Regions from separate parts of the Homo sapiens genome. Here region 1 is linked to region 2. Evidence: chromatin loops called from intact Hi-C (ENCODE). Cell type or tissue: Calu3. All regions are shown on one strand. Each heading gives the region's core, and the rest is flanking DNA. Links, peaks and the distances in the headings are about the cores only. Region 1 holds the start of TMPRSS2 (transmembrane serine protease 2). Region 2 overlaps LOC105372809 (a long non-coding RNA gene).

The links. Peaks named below come from ENCODE experiments on the same cell type or tissue, not always from the same donor. Only the 100,000 strongest peaks of a DNase experiment are listed, where the experiment ranks them.
Region 1: a loop joins it to region 2, with 2.4 times the contacts of the local background. A loop is called at or near these places in 3 of 110 quality-filtered maps.

The regions. Positions count from the first base shown.
Region 1 is chr21:41,505,869-41,510,242 of GRCh38, reverse strand. TMPRSS2 (transmembrane serine protease 2) reads left to right here and starts at 2,085. Exons shown (of 14, transcript NM_005656.4): 1 at 2,085-2,162. RefSeq lists a cis regulatory region at 1,967-1,993, an enhancer at 1,108-2,115 and a promoter at 1,595-2,988. In Calu3, for the core only: no CTCF peak of the experiment used is centred there; DNase peaks (open chromatin) are centred at 2,062 and 3,022.
Region 2 is chr21:41,560,280-41,564,653 of GRCh38, reverse strand. LOC105372809 (a long non-coding RNA gene) reads left to right here. Exons shown (of 5, transcript XR_937738.1): 2 at 771-1,747; 3 at 4,202-4,322. Among named protein-coding and RNA genes, the nearest start is that of PCSEAT, 18 kb to the left of the region's middle. RefSeq lists enhancers at 1,566-2,066, 2,067-2,567, 4,303-4,374. In Calu3, for the core only: no CTCF peak of the experiment used is centred there; a DNase peak (open chromatin) is centred at 2,323.

The DNA.
Region 1 (4,374 bases), core at 92-4,091, 54 kb after region 2:
CTGTTTCTCTGGAGAACCCTGATTATTAATATAAAAGGAAAAATAAATGGTGAATGAACAACCACTCCAAGAGGCCTGAGTCTGCGGCAGCACTTACTCCCTGGTTTCTGGGTGGAATTAGTAGGCACCAAACACACTGTCAAGACAGAAATAAGTGAGTTGCCGCTGAAAGACAACTGCACCTGCCCTATGTGCTGGAGAGGGTCTTTGAGGGTTTCCCACTGGGGCAGAGCGCAGGGCAGTGTGGGGGATGGGGAGGGCTGGGGCATATTGGGGACAATCCCTGTTGTGGGTGCCACCAGCAGACCACAAAAGGTGCCAAAGGAGGGAGTGAGAGGGAAGGGTTTACTAGGAAAGTCCTGCCCCACAGGAGGCTTCCGGGAGAGCTTCCCAGGAAGGGAGCAGTGAGCCAAGGCAGCCTGGGATGGGACTGAATGGGGCTTTTTTCTGCTTCCACCTCATTTTAAAGCAAATCATGTTGATTTGTATATTATGCAGGGGAGGAGAAAACATGCTTCCCCTCTACCCTTCTAGTTCGTTCAGCTAGTCTACAAATTAAATTGGCATCAAATAGATGAACAGGAGAAAAGCTGTTTTAATGTATGTACTCACAGATGGGAATCCCACAAGAATATGAGACTTAAAGAACAGGCCAGGTGAGTGAGGGGTCCAGTGCGAGGGCTCACACCTGTAATCCCAGCACTTTGGGAGGCCAAGGCAGGTGGATCGCTTGAGCCCAGATTGGAGACCAGTCTGGGCAACATAGGGAGACCCCCATCTCTACAAAAAATTAAATTAGCTGGGCGTGGTGGCACACGCCTCTAGTCCCAGCTACTCGGGAGGCTGAGGTGGGAGGATTACTTGTGCCCTGGGAGGTTGAAGCTGCCATGAGCCATGATTGAGCCACTGCACTCCAACCTGGGCAACAGAGTGAGACCCCTTCTGGGGGAAAAAAAAACACACGAAAAAAAAAAGGTGCAGCAGCCCGATGATTGAGGCTTATCTGTCACTCTGAGTGACAGAAAGAAATGGGGGTTTGAGGCTTCTGGGGAGCGGTGGAGGAGTGAGGGGAGCGTGAGGAGAGGAGGTGTCTGGTGAACGCAGGTTGCCGTGTGAGGCAGATAAAAGTTTCCCAGGTGATAAAAGTTGTCCGGGAACAGCTCTCTTCCTGGTACAGATCTGCTGACTAACAAACATTTCCTTTATAGGTGCAAATTTCCTTTACAAAAGGGCATTTTCTCAGAGGTACTCTGGTGTCTGCAGTTCCTCAACATAACCAGTTCCAAATCATCAATGTGCCAAAGAGGACTATGTTGGGGTAGCAGATTCTGGTCTCCTCCAGTCCTACTTGGGGTGATGAATTCTGGTCTACGGTCCTATTAAATTCTGGTGAATTCTGAGCCCCCACAATTGCAAACATTAGAAAGAACCTCTCAAGTGCCCGGGAACAGCCACGTCTTCCTGGCTGAGGTGTGTCCCACCACTTCCTCACTCCCGCCCTGGCCGGTGGTGCCGAGAGACCTGGGACCATCCGGGGGAGCACTTTCCACCGGACGCTGGTGGGGGCCAAGAAATGCCAGCCTAGGCGGACTGGGGAGGGTCTTGGGCGTCCGGCGCTGTGTCCCCGCCACTCGTGCTTGGGCCAGCAGTCCCCAAGGCCTACCCTGGGTCCTTGCCCAGAGGCTACAGTGGGTTCCCCGGAGGCCAAGACGGGGCCGGCCGCCTACAGGAGCTCGTGAGGTAGCAGCTCCGGGGGCTCACCCAGGACTCCAGGAGCGCTCCCCAGAATCCCCTTCCTTAACCCAAACTCGAGCCCTCGGGCAGCGCTGCGCCGCGGACCGGAGAGGGGCAGGTTGGCCGCTGTGGCCGGGCCCGGGAAGCGCCCCAGAGTCCCTTATGGGTCCCTCCGCAGCCGGGGTTGAGCCAGGCAGGGAACCCGTCCCGGACTTCCCTTGGGAAACGCCTCCTCCCGCCGCCCCCGCCCCCGCCCGCCCAGGGTGACCCGCGACCCGCTTGGGGGTGTCGCCCTGGACCCTGGGACACCGCCTCCTGAGATTAAAGCGAGAGCCAGGGCGGGCCGGGCCGAGTAGGCGCGAGCTAAGCAGGAGGCGGAGGCGGAGGCGGAGGGCGAGGGGCGGGGAGCGCCGCCTGGAGCGCGGCAGGTGAGCGGCGCCGGTACCAGGGTCCCGGCTCGGGGTCCGGGCTGGGGAGGGGAACCTGGGCGCCTGGGACCCGCCGATGCCCCCTGCCCCGCCCGGAGGTGAAAGCGGGTGTGAGGAGCGCGGCGCGGCAGGTGAGTGCGCCCGAGGGTCGAGCGCTGGGGCCAGCCGGGCAGGGCGCCTCCCGGGGTGCTGGGAGAGTGCTGGGCGCCTGGGACCCCTTGCGCACGGCCGAGAGCCCTCGCCGCCCCTGTTGGCTTGGCATCGCGAGGTTGGGGCAGGTGGTCCTGCGAGTCCCTAGCCAGTTGGTGGAAGAGAGTCCCCCGGGGTCCCCAAAGCTGGCTCCTAGTCCGCCTGCCCTCCACGGCCCCCGCCTGGGAGCACCGGTGCGCCTTTTCTCTTTGGGGAGGAGGACTGGGAGTGCTGTCGGTTGGCTTCTTTGTTTGGGGGAAATCTCTGCAGTCCCGCAGTGTTACCTGAACTCCTTCTGCTTCTTGGTTCCCTACTGAGGTAGGGAGAAACTGGAAACTCGCTGAGATGCCGGGAACGATACGGCCGGCGCGGCGGGGACCGCTGGGCCAGGCTGCTGGAGGGCCCCCGGGCGAGGTGCGAACGGCCAGTCAGTCTCGGGGAGGGACTGCTCGCGACTCAGGCCCCGTTGCGGCGACCCGCTGGCGGCGATCAGGGCCGGGGCCTCCTGGACACCCGGCACCGGCAGGAACCCGCCCGGGAGGAGCCGGTCTGGCTCCTCCGCTTGCGCTCCGTGCCGGGTTGGGGGGAAGGCGGGGCACCTGGGCGCTTCGGTCCACCTCATCCTGTCCTGCCCGGCTCGGCACAGTGGCACCCTGAGTGGTCAAGTGCTCCAGTCTGGCAGTGGGCGCTCTGCTCGAGCACGGGTCCAGCTGAAAAACTGCCCCATGTCCAGAAAGTTTGTGCGCCGAGAGCCCTGAGCGCTTGTGGCAGAGGAGGGCCTTCGCCCGCTCCGCCGTAGAGCACAGCGCGGTGGCCCTGAATCCTGTTCAGAACGCCCTGGTGGCAGCCCTAATCACGAGGAATCCTGGTGGCTTGTTTGGGAAGGAAAGGATAGCACGGCGGCCCGAGGTGAGCCCTGTGGGCAGGGAGCACCCAGGGCTCGCCTTCGAGGCTGCGCAGCCCTTCCCTCCGTGCGAACCTGTGCAGTGGTCCCGCGGGAAAGATGAGCGCATCGCGCCCAAGGCAATGCCTGACCTCACGGAGCTCCCAGCCGCGAGAACCTCCCGAATCATGGAAAATTACAAAGGCTACGCAGCCCAGTTACAAGGCATTTGGAAAACCTAAAGTGAGACTAAGTTTGTTGACCTGTCCCAGGAGATCTGGGAAGGTACTCCAGGAAGTGGGGATGCAGCCAGCCTCCCCTGAAGGAAGGATGGGGGTTGGGAGTGTGGCAGGGAGAGTTTACCAGCGCAAAGGGCCTTGGGGACGCAAGTAGCTAAGTCAGTCCTGGCTCCTGAGCTGCTGCTGTGAAGGGAGGACCTGGTGGGCTAGGTAACCGGGAGCTCCCCCAGAAAGTCACTGGAGGTTGCTCAGGACTTCCCCACCTTTACTGAGTGCTTTTGAAGAAGTAGGACCTGCCCTGCTCCGCTACAGAACTACTGGACAGGTGAGGTTAGAATGAAACCTAGCAACACCCTCGGGTAAGGACACACTAGGCTGGAGAGTTCGGGGTGCAACCTACGGGCTGAGACCTCTGCCTGGAGATGGCCATCTACACCTCGGCCTCTGGTTATTTTTAATTATCAGCTGGTGAGCTGGCTGGGCTTTTGTTCTCTGCTTGGACATTTGTTTGGTCCCCAGCAGCTTCCCTTATTCCCACCAGCCAAGGACAACCTTCTAACAACAAGCTTGTGCTGTTGCTGGAGCCTCAGGCAGGGCCTCCCAGGTTGCTAGGTGCTGGCCTGCCTGGCACCGTTGGCCACTCTATCTTGAACTCAAGTCACCTTAATTGTAGGAGTATATTTGGCTGCACTGGCATTATAATAATAACCACAGACATTGATGTGGCACTTTTTTCAGCCAGGCATCATTGCAAACCCTTTATAATGTACTTAACTCAATTGTAAGGAAACTGGGGAAGAGAGGTTGGGAAGCTTGTCCAAGATCTTGTAACCTGTAAGGGGCAGAACTGGGGATAAACATGGCCTGTCTGGCTCCATAGGTCAGTGCTTCCAGTGTCGGG
Region 2 (4,374 bases), core at 179-4,178:
TTCTGCCACGGCCTCCCAAAGTGCTGGGAATACAGGCATGAGCCACCATGCCAGGCCTGAAATGATTAACGGTGTTCAGGAAGAAACTGAGACTCAGAGAGATGAAGGCAATGGGGTCACCTGTGGGTAACGACCAGACCCCTAGTTCAAACCCAGTCTGGTCCATCTGACTGCAAACTCCACGTGCCTTTCTCTCTGCCTTGCTGCCTTCGAAAGGGCAAACGTGAACCATTCCCAGGTACACCCAAGCGCACATTTTTACATGTTTTCTTTATTACTTTTATTTTATGTTATTTTATTTTTTTGAGACAGAGTCTCACTCTGTTGCCCAGGCTGGGGTGCAGTGGTACCATCTCAGCTCACCAAAACCTCCACCTCCTGGGTTCAAGTGATTCTCCTGCCTCAGCCTCCCAAGTAGCTGGGATTACAGGCGCCTGGCACGATGCCCGGCTAATTTTTGTATTTTTAATAGAGATTAGGTTTCATGACATTGGCCAGGCCGGTCTCAAACTCCTGAGCTCAGGCAGTCTGCCCTCCTCGGCCTCCCAAAGTGCTGGGATTATAGGCATGAGCCACTGAACCCAGCCACCTTTTACTAAACAGAGAAATAAGGATTCTCAAGCTGAAAATATGTATCAAGTCTGAAATCAAAGAGAGTTTTAGTTACTATCTACTTTTTCCTGGAAGCTCCATCAAATGTAGCAGAAAGAATATCTAGAGAGGAAGAAGAAAATTCAGCATTGTCACCTTTCCCAAATCTTTCATTTCAGGAGAGAGAGAGGCACATGGCTCCAAACAATTCTGTGAAAAAGCCTCTGCGTCCTGCGTGTTGAGCCATTTGCAGGACATCCCAATGCCCAGCAGTGAACTCTGCCAGCTAATTTTAAACACAACCCTGAGCCGCTGCTGCAGCCCCTCCATGGCTCTCAATCGGATTGTGAGGGCAGCGCCTGGGACTTGCCGGACTCTCTGTCCTCCGGGCTCTTTCAGGACCCGTCCCCTTCAATCTCTCCGTGCCCCCTTCTCATACTCATGGGTCCCTCCAGTCCTCGTAGGGTCTCCTTCCTACATTTCCGTCAAACTTCTCGAAATCACATCCGCTACCTGCAGCTTCTCACCGTCCCCCTGCACTCTGCCTCTTGCCATCTGGTGTCCACCTAGAACTCAGTAGAAATTGCTGGGGAGGGAAGAGATGGGAAGGACATCTTCTTTCAAGAGCCAGTTCCTCCTCCACCATCTGGACACACCCAGGGTGCTTGACACCTGGAGGATAAACATCTTCCAGCCTGGACTCCCAGGACTCCAGGACCATGAGCTTCCTGCTGGGGCAGCCAGAGGCCCAGCTGTCCAGACCCAGGGGTCTTCTTCAGGCAGGTCAAGAAGCAAAGGGGAGGATGAAGAACAGGAGGTGGGAGGCGGGTCACCTCTGGTTGGAGCTGTGCCAAGTGGCCTAAAGGACAGACTTTTCTTCCAGCTCCCCTGAGACCCCTGTTCAGCACTGTCACCTGAAGACTTGGCTGTGCACTGCTGATGGCCCCCTGCGCCATCTTGTTTCTCTCTGAGGTGCCCCAGCAACTCTGCAAATGACCCAGCAGGACCAACTTCCTGGTCCCAAGGCTGTTGGATGGAGCTTAGGAGAGAGGGTAGATGGAGCATCGCTCATCTGGACACCTCAGAAGGGGCAGACAGCAGCACGCAGAGTGCCAAAGGGGAAGAGATGCGGAGCAAAGAACTGGAAACTTCTCAGGTGTGTGTACTTGGGGGCACGGAGGGGGAATGAGTGTCCCGGTGGGAGAGAAGGCAAAAGAAGGTGCCCATCTGAAGAAGGGGCATGTGTTGCCAAAATCTGAGGGTGAGAACAACACCAGGGCCAGTGGGTGAAAACGGGAGGGCATGGGCCTTCTTAGAGCACTGGTTGTAGAGTTCTAGGTGGACTCCAGGCTACAGGGCACTACAGATGAGGAGGTGGTGAGAAGCTTTAAGCAGCAGATGCTATTTTGAGAAGTTTGGCCAGGAAGGGGAGGAAGGAGACAGTGTGAGACAGAGTCGGAGCAGATGGAATGGCGTGGCTCCAGGGCAGCGCCCACCGCCTGCAGGTGTCGTATCCCAAGGCTGGTGACCCTCCGAGGCAGCTTGACCAAGCCAGCCCTTTAGGAGCTGGAGTGGTGGAGGGCCGCAGTGAGGATGACTTCATAATTCACTCCTCAGAGAGGCCACGTGAGAGGAGGAAGTACAGCTGGGCGAGGCCCTCGGACATTCAGGTTCCAGGCCATTCACCCCATTGCTGCCCCAACCTGGACAAACTTCCAGGCCGAAGGGGAACAGCAGCCGCAGCTCCCTGCTAGGGGATTTCCCCGGGTGACCGCAGGGCTGGGGAGCATTACACGGCCACTCAATGGCAGAACAGATGACTCCTTTAGGAGAGCTGCCTCCAGAACCTTCCAGGCCAGGATCTGCCTGCCAGCTGTCCCCCTCCGGGAGGCTGGAGGAGCCGGGCCAGGCCACATTTGTGGAGCCCGAAGGCCCGTGTGGCGCTTCTCCTATTCTGTAGAGTGGTAGTTTGTTTTGTTTTCATTTTTTTTTTTAGTTTATTTTCTTACTTTTAAGGCAAAAGTTAAAACTGCCTACATTAAATTCTGGTTAAAATTCAACATGCTGCCTGCCACGTGTCTCTGTGTCTGGGCGGCTCAAGCCACTGCTCCCTGGGCGGTCCTACTGCAGCCTTTGCCTGCTAGTGCTCCTCTGGCCCACACCTTGCAAACCCGGGTGATGAAGGCTCATTCTGGCCCCCATGGTGGTGACCCCAAAGCTGAGTCCCTGGCCCTCCCTTGTCTGTGTTATTTTGGGGGCAGTGATGATGCCTCATGGTTGATGGTGATGCTATCATGGGTCATGCTTCTTTCTCTCCTCTGACTGTGATCTTGGCCTGAGCAGACCAATCCAATGGTGCTCTTAATCTGTGAGGGTGTGTGTGTGTGTGTGTGTGTGTGTGTGTGTGTGTGTCTGTGTGTGTGTGTGTGAGAGAGAGAGAGAGAGAGCGCAACAGAGTGCGCACCAGCCGTCCATCCCCCTGCAAGTCAGGCAAGTGATCCTGCCCCAGGTGGGGAGAAAGCTGGGGTCCCCTCCACACTGCTCTAGGGCCATAGAGGCAGGCTTCAGGCACATCCAATGGTGCAGGTGTGCTGGCCTTGGGAGTCGACACACGACAGGCACTCTGTGCTGATGGAGAATCCTGCAAAATGTGGCACTCCTCAAATATCCCCAAACATGGCAGAATCTGGTAAAGCGAGGATAAAGGGGCTGGAGCAGGTTGGAGCAGAGAGGAAGGGAGCAGGAAGCCCTAGTGGAGCCCGGTTCTGCCTCAGTGCTGGGACCTAGGGAAGCACATGGCCTTTCTAAAGCCTCGGTTTCTCAGTTTCTCCACATGTAAAATGAGAGAATCAAACCAGAGGATCTCTAAAGCCCACCTACCTAGAGACTCTGCAGGGGACTAGTCACCTGACCCTGCCAGCAGGACACTGCTACCTGGGCCCCTGAGCCACTGCTGACTGCCGGGGAGGCTCTCTGCCTTGAGACTGGATGAGCCCTCATGGTGACAGCTCACTGATGACCATAAAGTGTTCCAGGAAAGAAACAATAAATGAGATGTCCCTGTTTATCAGAGCCATTACTGAGCTGTGTGGCAGATTTCAGGTCAGTAGAGAAGTGACTTTTGCCCAGAGGAGGTCGGCCAGAAGGGACCCAGAGGACACACCCGGCTGTTAGAGGAAGGAGCTGCAGGGAGAAGTGCCCACACCCACAAGGTTTAACAAAGTGTGACCCACCCCTGCAACAATTTTCCTGGGAGCTGATTTAAAATGCAGATGCCCGGGCCCTGCCTCAGACCCACTGATGCAGCGTCTGCGCAGGTAGGACCAGGGAATCAGCATTTTACACCAAGCGTGCCGGGGGTTTTCACGCATATGAAAGTGTGGAAAACCCTGAGAGGCTGGGCAGCAGTTTGATTCTAGAAGGGAGTGCTTTAATTCCTCCAAAGTTCGCCAGCTTTTATTTTAGTGATAAGGTCTCACGGAAGTCGACTTGGAGATGCCCTTGTTTAGACAGCTGGGTTAATGAGCGCCTTGCTTTTTGTGCTCACATAAATAACCCTTTTCCTGTTCACTGCCTTCTGGACTTACAGCATCACCGTCTTGTTCCCTAGGCATTCACATTGGCAACTCCTGTTCCAAGAATAATTATTTATGACAGATTTCAATTTTCGGGGCAGGGATGGTGTCTTACTCATCCTGGGCTTCAGGACATCTGTGTAACAGACGCTCCAGGTAATGCTTGTTGAAATGAACTAAAATGAAATGCTTGAATGAAGGTCACTAG